2 separate regions of the Homo sapiens genome follow, and region 2 is linked to region 1. Evidence: read pairs that join two places in POLR2A ChIA-PET (ENCODE). Cell type or tissue: OCI-LY7. All regions are shown on one strand. Region 1 overlaps HNRNPDL (heterogeneous nuclear ribonucleoprotein D like). Region 2 overlaps HNRNPD (heterogeneous nuclear ribonucleoprotein D).

What was found. ChIA-PET counts read pairs that join two places held together with the same protein. Peaks named below come from ENCODE experiments on the same cell type or tissue, not always from the same donor. Only the 100,000 strongest peaks of a DNase experiment are listed, where the experiment ranks them.
Region 2: POLR2A ChIA-PET joins it to region 1 with 5 read pairs; 29 of 35 experiments call an interaction of 5 or more read pairs at or near these places.

Annotation. Positions count from the first base shown.
Region 1 is chr4:82,418,299-82,423,298 of GRCh38, reverse strand. HNRNPDL (heterogeneous nuclear ribonucleoprotein D like) reads left to right here. Exons shown (of 8, transcript NM_031372.4): 8 at 1-730. Among named protein-coding and RNA genes, the nearest start is that of HNRNPDL, 9.7 kb to the left of the region's middle. RefSeq lists an enhancer at 1,131-1,220. In OCI-LY7, no CTCF peak of the experiment used is centred here; no DNase peak of the experiment used is centred here.
Region 2 is chr4:82,350,450-82,355,449 of GRCh38, reverse strand. HNRNPD (heterogeneous nuclear ribonucleoprotein D) reads left to right here. Exons shown (of 9, transcript NM_031370.3): 8 at 49-146; 9 at 1,296-2,952. The coding sequence ends at 116. Among named protein-coding and RNA genes, the nearest start is that of HNRNPD, 21 kb to the left of the region's middle. In OCI-LY7, no CTCF peak of the experiment used is centred here; no DNase peak of the experiment used is centred here; H3K27ac peaks cover 538 bases.

The DNA.
Region 1 (5,000 bases):
CTGTAAGTTCAAATTTATGATTAGGTGACGAGTTGACATTGAGATTGTCCTTTTCCCTGATCAAAAAATGAATAAAGCCTTTTTAAACAAAATCCAAACTTTTAATCAAGTCTTGATATGTATGACTGAGAAAAAATACACTACATCTAGAGATGATTGAGATGTTTTGCAAAGAATTGAAGGGGGAGTGAGAATTGGTTTTTCTTGCAGGGGCTTTGAACTCTAGATTTGGGCTTTGAACTCTAGATTTAATTCAGATTTCAGGGTCTATCAGTTCACCAACTGATGCAAATTTGAACAGATACTCTAAGGCTAAGTGTCCTAGGTTGGATGAACTGAAGCTACTATCAAGATCTCGTTCCCAAGGATTAATTTAGAACAAAGTAATTGGACAAGTTTATTGGGGAGGGGATAGAAATGAATTCTAAAGTACCTATAACAAATACTCTGTGTATGTTTTTTACATCGTATTTGCCTTTTACATTGTTTAGACCAAATTCTGTGTGATGTTATCCTCGGGAAGAGGATAGAAATTAATTCTAAAGTACCTATAACAAATGCTCGGTTTGTATATGTTTTTATACATCGTATTTGCCTTTTGCATTGTTCAGACCAAATTCTGTGTGATGTTATCCTAACAAAACACCTTAGTAATTTCTTTGGTTAACATGTTAATCTGTAATCTCACTTTTATAAGATGAGGACTATTAAAATGAGATGTCTGTTGGGATGCTAGCGTGGATAAGCAGAGCTTATTCCATTACTCTTCAGTGGATCTTTATTTTCATAATGGCAGAGATCCTCACTAATCTTCACAAAACTTAATACAAGGGCATATCTGAACAATTAAGCTACTTTCCAGTACCAAGATTTGATTTAATGTCAATCAGGATGCTAGGCTGCGTGCTGTAGATCATGCCTGTAATCCCAAGCACTTTGGGAGGCCAAGGCAAGTACATTACTTGAGTCCAGCCTGGGCAACATGGCAAAACCCCGTCTCTACAAAAACTACGAAAATTAGCTCGATGTGATGGTGCACACCTGTAGTCCCAGCTACTTGGGCTGAGGCGGGACGATTGCTTGAACCAGGGAGGTGAAGTGTGCAGTGAGTCATGTTTGCGCCAGTGCACTCCACCCTGGGCGACAAAGTGAGACCCTGTCTCAAAAAATCACAGGATGCTAAACTTCACCAATTAAAAAGTTGACTAAGCTGGCCGCACGCAGTGGCTCATCCCTGTAATCCTAGTACTTTGGGAGGCCGAGGCAGGTGAATGGCTTGAGTCCAGGAGTTCAAGACCATCCTGGCCAATATGTCAAAACCCCAGCTCTACTAAAAATAGAAAAATTAGCCGGGCGTGGTGCTGTGCTTAGGTGAGAGGATTGCTGGAGCCCAGGAGGTAGAGGTTGTAGTGAGATTTGTGCTCCAGCCTGGGCAACAGAGTGAGAACTTGTCAAAAAAAAAAAAGTTGACTAAGGCCAGGTGTGTTGGCTGCAGTTGAGCTATGGTCGCTCCATTGCACTCTTATCTGGCCTAGGCAACAGAGTGAGACCCTGTCTTTAATTTTTTTAAAAGTTGATTCAAAAACATGTAAGTGTATGAATAATTTTTAGTTATAGATGTGTGTGTATACCATTTGAATTGATTCTTGAGTAGTTAGAAAGGGTCATTCATAGAAAACCCCCTTTCCTTAAACTTTCAGCGAAATAGAGTTGACATCTAATCTGTGGTTTCAACTTTAAGCAAAAACAATCTAAATTTATATATTTTTTATAGTCACTAGAAAATATTGTTTATAAATATATAGGCTGTTCTTTTAGGATTGGTTGGGGTCTTACATTTGTCTTGAAATAGATTAGATGTGGAATTTCAGCAAGATTTAGTTAATAGCAAAAAATAAAAATACACCTTAGACTTTACTACTTTTTATAAACGGTAGGAAAGGATATACTGATGTTGTGGGTATTACAAGGTAATGCTGAACATTCTGAAGACCTTAACTTCTGCTGCTCTTCCCTCCCCCTCCCCCCGCCCCAACAAGAATGAGGTTGGAATTGTGCTTTTTTTTTTTTTTTTCTTTCCTTCCCTGAGTCGGAGTTTCACTCTTGTTGCCCAGGCTGGAGTGCAGGCTGGAGTGAGTGGAGTGATCTGGGCTCACCGTAACCTCCTCCTCCCGGGTTCAAGCGATTCTCCTGACTCAGCCTCCCAAGTAGCTGGGATTACAGGCATCTGCCACCATGCCTGGCTAGAATTTTTGTATTTTTAGTAGAGACAGGGCTTCGCCATGTCGGTCAGGCTGCTCTCGAACTCCTGACCTCAGGTGATCCACCCGCCTCGACCTCCCAAAGTCCTGGGGTTACAAGCATGAGCCACCGTGCCCCGCGGGAATTGTGCTATTCTTAAGTGTCAGTTTAATCTCTGGTTTTACCCTTTAAAGACATGTACCACTTCAAAGAGACCACTCAAAGAGATATACCCATTCGGAGAGCTGTATCATAATCTTGGAGAGTAGTGAGACTAAAGTGTAGTTTGAAAAAGTATATTCAGCCAGACGCAGTGGCTGGCTCATGCCTGTAATCCCAGCACTTTGGGAGGCTGAGGCGCGCGGATCACGAGGTCAGGAGTTTTAGACCAACCTGGCCAATATGGTGAAACCCCATCTGTACCAAAAATACAAAAAAGCAGGGTGTGGTGGTGGGCGAGTGTAATCCCAGCTACTTGGGAGGCTGAGGCAGGAGAATGTTGTGAACCCGGGAGGCAGAGGTTGCAGTGAGCCAAGATAGCGCCACTGCACTCCAGCCTGGGCGACAGAGTGAGACTCCATCTCAAAAAAAGAAAAAAAAAAAAAAAGTATATTCAACATAATGTTGTCACTTAAAATCCAAATAACCAAAAAGGCTAATTTTGGTTTCTTAAAGACCAGCACAAGCTAGAAAATGTGAGAAACTTTACTTGCAGGCAAGTTTTTCTCATACTCTTCCAATGGTAATCTCCTTTTGGGAGTCTGACCAAAAGTGAATTCTCTTCAAACCCAAAAAAATGCATGTCTATAAATATTTTCAATGTAGTTTCAGGAAAATTAGAGACTTAGAAAACTGTTTTAAAATGCTCTTGAAGCTGTTGGCTTTTATGGTAACAAACTGACTAAAATTGATTGAATTTGTTGTAATTGATGAGGTTCCACAAAGGGAGTTTCTTCATATGTTCTCCACCTTCCACCTGGGTATTTGTATTGGCTGGTGAACACTCATAGGGGATTGTTTTATTGATGACAGGGTCTCACTCTGTCGCCCAGGCTGGAGTGCAGTGATGCCATCACGTCTCACTACAGCCTCAACCTCCTGGGCTCAACCAATCCTCCCACCTCAGCCTCCCATGTAGCTGGGGCCACAGGCATGTGCCATCATACCTAGCTAATTTTTTTTTTTTTTGATTTTTAGTAGAAATGAGGTCTTGCCATATCGCCCAAGTTAAACCTTTTTTTTTTTTTTTTTTTTTTGTTTTATCATCTTAGAGACAGGGACTCACTATGTTGCCCAGGCTGGTCTCGAACTCCTGGGCTCCAGTGATCCTACCGTTTAGGCCTCCCAAAGTGCTGGGATTACCAGCATGTGTCACCATGCCCAGCTTTAGCTTTAATCCCCTGATTTTAAAATGAGGAAGTCAGCTAATTGAATGCACCAATGCTGATTACATTCTGCAGTCTATTAAACTATAAAACTCCTATCAGGCATACTTGACTTTAAGCATTAAGACTGGTCAGTAATCTTTAATACACTTGGTTTCTGAGTGTTGAGCTCTATTGTAGCAAAGTAGGATTATATTACAATTGATCCATTCTTGTTCCTCTAATGGAATTTGAGCCTGGATAATCTGGAGCAACTACTCTTCCCATGAAAGACATGGCCTATGAAATTGACTCACTATTTAGATTGCCCTTGAACCATGAAACATCTGGGGCATATATGTTTTTCATAGACCCTGCAAGCAGAGGAATGACAGGAGGGTGGGAGCAGTGGGGGTTAAGTGGTATTATAGAATAATTTCAATATTTCATCACCAGGAAACCCTTTAAATTTCTTCTCTCCATAGACAATGTGTTTTGAATGGCTTTATTTGTCAAATATATTGCTCTCATTATGTAATAACATTTCTATTAATCAAAGATATATAGCTGTCAGAACTACAATGTGATAATTCGCATCATACCAAGTTAATTTAATGGCAGCCAAATCAAGAATATTTCTGTTAACTTGTGTACATTTTTTAATGATATGTAACGTCTAACAGGCTTTTAAAATATCAAAAACGCTGGCTGGGCATGGTGGCTCACACCTGTAATCCCAGCACTTTGGAAGGCCAAGGCGGGCAGACCATTTGAGGCCAGGAGTTCGAGACCAGCCTGGCCAATATGGTGAAACCCTGTCTCTACTAAAAATGCAAAAATTAGGTGTGATGGTGCATGCCTGTAATCCCTGCTACTCGGGAGGCTGAGGCAGGAGAATCGCATGAACCTGGGAGGCAGAGGTTGCAGTGAGCCAAGATCGTGCCACTGCACTCCAGCCCCTAGGCGACACAGCAAGACTCTGTCTCAAAAAAAAAAAAAAAAAAAAAAATAGAGTTTTAGAAGTGAGAGTAAGAGGCAACATTTCAAGAGGTAATGGCTTAAAATTTTCCAGAAGTGACAAATGAATCTACAAATATAATATACCCTACAAATTGCAATTGCAATTAGGAAAAATAAATAAAAATCTCCACGAAGATGCACTATGGTAAAACCAAAAAAATCAACAACAAACAAAAGCAGCCACATCTAGAACCAACTACCAGTAATCAGGAAAAGAAATAAAGGCACATGTTAAACTACCATGAAGATGCAACCATCCAAATCTAAAATGTGGAAAATTCATAAGAATATCCCATTTCTTCAACAAGTAAATGACATGAAAAGAAGTGGGAAATGTAGGTGGATCTAAGATTAAAAGAGACTTATGGTAAGCAA
Region 2 (5,000 bases), 68 kb after region 1:
TAGTATGTAACCACTACCGTTCTGGTTCTAACACTTGTTTTATTTTAGACCAGCAGAGTGGTTATGGGAAGGTATCCAGGCGAGGTGGTCATCAAAATAGCTACAAACCATACTAAATTATTCCATTTGCAACTTATCCCCAACAGGTATGTTCTAAAAATAGTTTTTTTTTGTCATTTACAATAGTAGTTTTTATAATCTATATTGTTCATAAAACAATGCTTAATTTAAGAGTTTCACAGCACCCAGAAGTGCTTACCATATTATAACATAGTGACTTTCAAAGATATGTAACACAGGTGCTCTTAAGCTTTTGCCTTTTTGTCCTATTATTAACAAGTCAGTAAAGTTAACAGGTAAAGTACTGCTAATGGGTACAAATTAAGGAATTGCAGCAAAAAAGTATTGCCTACTAACTCTGACATTATACCTTGTTTGTACCCGCCAGCGGGAACTTCATTGCAGGCCCTGTGTCGCGCTGACTTCACGATTCTCACAGGCCCGCTCAATGCGGACAGGGTACGAGATGCTCACGCTCTCGAATGCTGCCGTTTGGTATGGTCTCTTCCAACATCCTGTATCAGCATTATAAAATAAAATGGATACTTCAAGCTTTGCCTTCACTTATTTCTTTGCTTTTTAAAAACTATTTGTAATGTAATTTTAATGCATTTTTTACAGGCCCAGTAATGGTTAAATACGTCAGCTTACTGAATAATTTTAACTATTTATTCTTCTAAGGATACAGCTTGTCTCTGGATTTTCCAGTCTTAATTTTATATTTTATTAATCTATTTTAATGCTTGCTTTTCCCATTTATAGACGTTGTAGCAGTAATTGCAAGAAGTTCTTGAGCTGAATTCCTGTTGTGACAACTTCCTATAATTACAGTAGATAACTTTTTCTTTTAGTCGTATATAACTTTTCTATAACTTGTGATGGACAAGAGATATGCTTATCCAATAAAATAAGCTTAAATATTAGATGCTCTTGGGTCAAAATGTCCTTTTACCAAATTGACCTTTTTATGAGTTCTTTGGGTAAATACTTTAAAGCTTTTTATATTTTAAAGAATACTTGTAAAAGCATATCACATCTTAAACCAGTGGTGCACATGTGGATTTACAGCTCATGGACTCTACTGTTCAGCTTTAATTTATAAAACATATCACACATTTAATGTTATACAGTATTTACATATAGTGGAACATAGGGATAACTCAGTTTTATGTAAATTTTTGTTAAGTGTTGTAGCCTGCCCAGAGTGACTTCTATTTTTTCTTCTTTGTCTCCAGGTGGTGAAGCAGTATTTTCCAATTTGAAGATTCATTTGAAGGTGGCTCCTGCCACCTGCTAATAGCAGTTCAAACTAAATTTTTTGTATCAAGTCCCTGAATGGAAGTATGACGTTGGGTCCCTCTGAAGTTTAATTCTGAGTTCTCATTAAAAGAAATTTGCTTTCATTGTTTTATTTCTTAATTGCTATGCTTCAGAATCAATTTGTGTTTTATGCCCTTTCCCCCAGTATTGTAGAGCAAGTCTTGTGTTAAAAGCCCAGTGTGACAGTGTCATGATGTAGTAGTGTCTTACTGGTTTTTTAATAAATCCTTTTGTATAAAAATGTATTGGCTCTTTTATCATCAGAATAGGAAAAATTGTCATGGATTCAAGTTATTAAAAGCATAAGTTTGGAAGACAGGCTTGCCGAAATTGAGGACATGATTAAAATTGCAGTGAAGTTTGAAATGTTTTTAGCAAAATCTAATTTTTGCCATAATGTGTCCTCCCTGTCCAAATTGGGAATGACTTAATGTCAATTTGTTTGTTGGTTGTTTTAATAATACTTCCTTATGTAGCCATTAAGATTTATATGAATATTTTCCCAAATGCCCAGTTTTTGCTTAATATGTATTGTGCTTTTTAGAACAAATCTGGATAAATGTGCAAAAGTACCCCTTTGCACAGATAGTTAATGTTTTATGCTTCCATTAAATAAAAAGGACTTAAAATCTGTTAATTATAATAGAAATGCGGCTAGTTCAGAGAGATTTTTAGAGCTGTGGTGGACTTCATAGATGAATTCAAGTGTTGAGGGAGGATTAAAGAAATATATACCGTGTTTATGTGTGTGTGCTTATTTGTTTGAATGATTTTATTTTCCATTTCTCAAAGGTTTTATTTTTTTGGTTAGGGCCTTAAAATTTCAGGACTGTGATTATTAGTATGTGTGCCTAAGGAACTTTTTGAGTCACTCTTAAGAAAGTGAAACTGAAGAGTCTAAGTGATAACTATAGGATTAAGTCAGAATTGTTTTTCCTGTCATTTGTTGGAAGCTTCTTGAGTTCTGTTATTAGCATTCAGGGAATTGATACCCATCAACTTGAATGGAAAATCGTTTGTAGGTATTACTTAAGTGAATGTTAAGAGTTCCACCCTGAGTGGTAATCTAAGGCTGTGCAGTCAGTTACTTCAGACTGCTCAGAATAGTTCATTAGAAAGGTAACAAATGAGAAATGTATTATTATACAGTTCTATAGTAGTGAAGTGATGGAATACCTTTCTTACTTTTGTGGAGTTACATCTGATGCTAAGAATTTGACCTCCAACTAAGCAAACATTTTAATGAGCAAAAGTTAGTGTTATTAAAGTTTTTTTATGATAGATCCAAATTGAGGACCTGTGTCCTGTTTTTATAAGATTGCAACCCAGCTATGCTCATTTGTTTATGTTTTGTATATGGCTGCTTTTGTGTTACAGTGGTAGAGTTTAGTAGTTAGGACAGAGACCTGCAAAGCAAAATAATTTACAGTCTGGCCCTTTACAGAAAAGTTTGCTGACTCATGGTCAAAATAAATGAAAATTTTTTGTGTTAGGGTTGTTAAGCTAGGGTTCTTTTTGGTATCATATGCTTATTTTATGTAAATCTCTCAATAAAAAATTATTTTTAAGAGACAGGGTCTCCCTCTGTCGTTCATGCTAGAGTACAGTGGCTCACTGCAGCCTCCAACTCCTGGGCTCAAGTGCTCCTCATTAGCCTCCTCAGTGATTGGGACTACAGGCGCATACCACTGTGCCCAACTAATATTTTTATTGTTTGTAGAGACAGGGTCTTGCTATGTTCCCCAGGCTGGTCTTGAACTCTTGGCCTCAAGCAATCCTCCTCCTCCTTCGGCCTCCCAAAGTGCTGGGATTATAGGCATAAACCACCGTGTTCGGCCTTCACATCAAAAACTTTATAAATGTGCGGGGAGGGGGTAAAAACAGATTGAATTAAAACCAGGTTTAGTGTGACTAAAAACATGCTACCAGATTAATTTTGATTGTTGTGTTAAAATGTTTACAAGCTGCACTTTTGGCAGTTAATTAGTACTAAATGAGAGACACTACTTAGATTTAATTTTAAGGATTAATTTTGGAGATCAAACCCATTCTTGAAAAAAACTTGTAACCCGATTTTTGTACTGTTTTGTTTCTGTATGTCTGACTCATTTAAATTGCAATTCTCAGAGCCGTTTCTAGCAGTACCTCTTGGCCTAGATAATTTTCTGTCCAGCAGACACTGATTTTCAAACGGTAACAAGAATTGAAAAAAGATTTTTTATATACATTAATTTGGTAATTAGTTTCATGTTTTTCTTGATGGTTTTCTGTGTTCTAATCTGAACTGTTTGCCCTTTTTGAATTGTTGAGTAACTGTTGAGTTGGGGCTTTGCCATTGTTCTGGGTTTCCCTTTGCCTCTCAATTTATGATCTGTTTCCTAGATCTATGGCTTTGTTGGTTTGGTGTAGGATATCTTCCAATAGGTTAGAGACCTTCCTGTCTGTAAAGTTCTATTTTGCATTGGATTACTAAGTTTAGCTATGTAGAGAATTCAGGTTTGGTGAAGAAATTTATTTTATTTGTTTTTGAGACAGCATCTCACTCTGTTGCCAGGCTGGAGTGCAGTGGTGCGATCTCAGCTCACTGCAACCTCTGCCTCGTGGGTTCAAGCGATTCTCCTGCCTCAGCCTCCTTAGCAGCTGGGACTACAGGCCTGTGCCACCATGCCCAGCTAGTTTTTGTATTTTTAGTAGAGACGGAGTTTCACCATGTTGGCCAGGATGGTCTCAATCTCTTGATGCTGTGATCCGTCCGCCTCGGCCTCCCAAAGTGCTGGGATTACAGGTGTGAGCCACCATGCCTGGCCAGAAATTTATTTATTTTTTTTATTTTTGAGACGGAGTTTTGCTTTTGTTGCCCAGGCTGTAGTGCAGTGGCATATCGGCTCACGGCAACCTCCGCCTCCTAGATTCAAGCAATTCTTCTGCCTCAGCCGCCTGAGCAGCTGGGATTACAGGTGTGTGCCACCAGGCTCGGCTAATTTTTTTTTTTTTTTTTTTAGTAGATAATGGGGTTTCACCATGTTAGGCTGGTCCTGAACTCCTGACCTCAGGTGATCCACCTGACTTGGCCTCCCAAAGTGCTGGGATTACAGGTGTGTGCTACACTGTTCTTTGACCCAGAAATTTATTTTAAATCTTGGTCTTACATATGGAATCTTTCTTAACGCTGAAATCACTTGGAATTTTACCATTGTTCTTATGGTTCACAACTGTATCTTGGGTTTATTTAATACATTGTACTGGTCACTCACTGAATCTTGTCATTGTATAAACTTGCTCTTCAGATACGGGAAATATTACTGAACTGATTCTTCTTTCCCCATCTACCATCTCGATCTTTGTTCTCTGGAATTCTTGTTTGGGTATAAGCCCTGGACATGTGTTTCTGTTAATTTAATCTTTCTCAATTTTTGTAGATACCAGGTCTTGCTATGTTTCCCAGGCTGGTCTTGAACTCTTGGCTTCCCAAAGTGCTGGAGTTACAGGCATGTGCCACTGCACCTTGCCTAATTGTCAACTTTTAAAAACATCCCAAAATTTAAGTTGTGTTAGTTTCTTTTTTGGGTGTGGGTGTGTGTGTGGGGTGGAGTTCTCTCGTCGCCCAGGCTGGAGTGCAG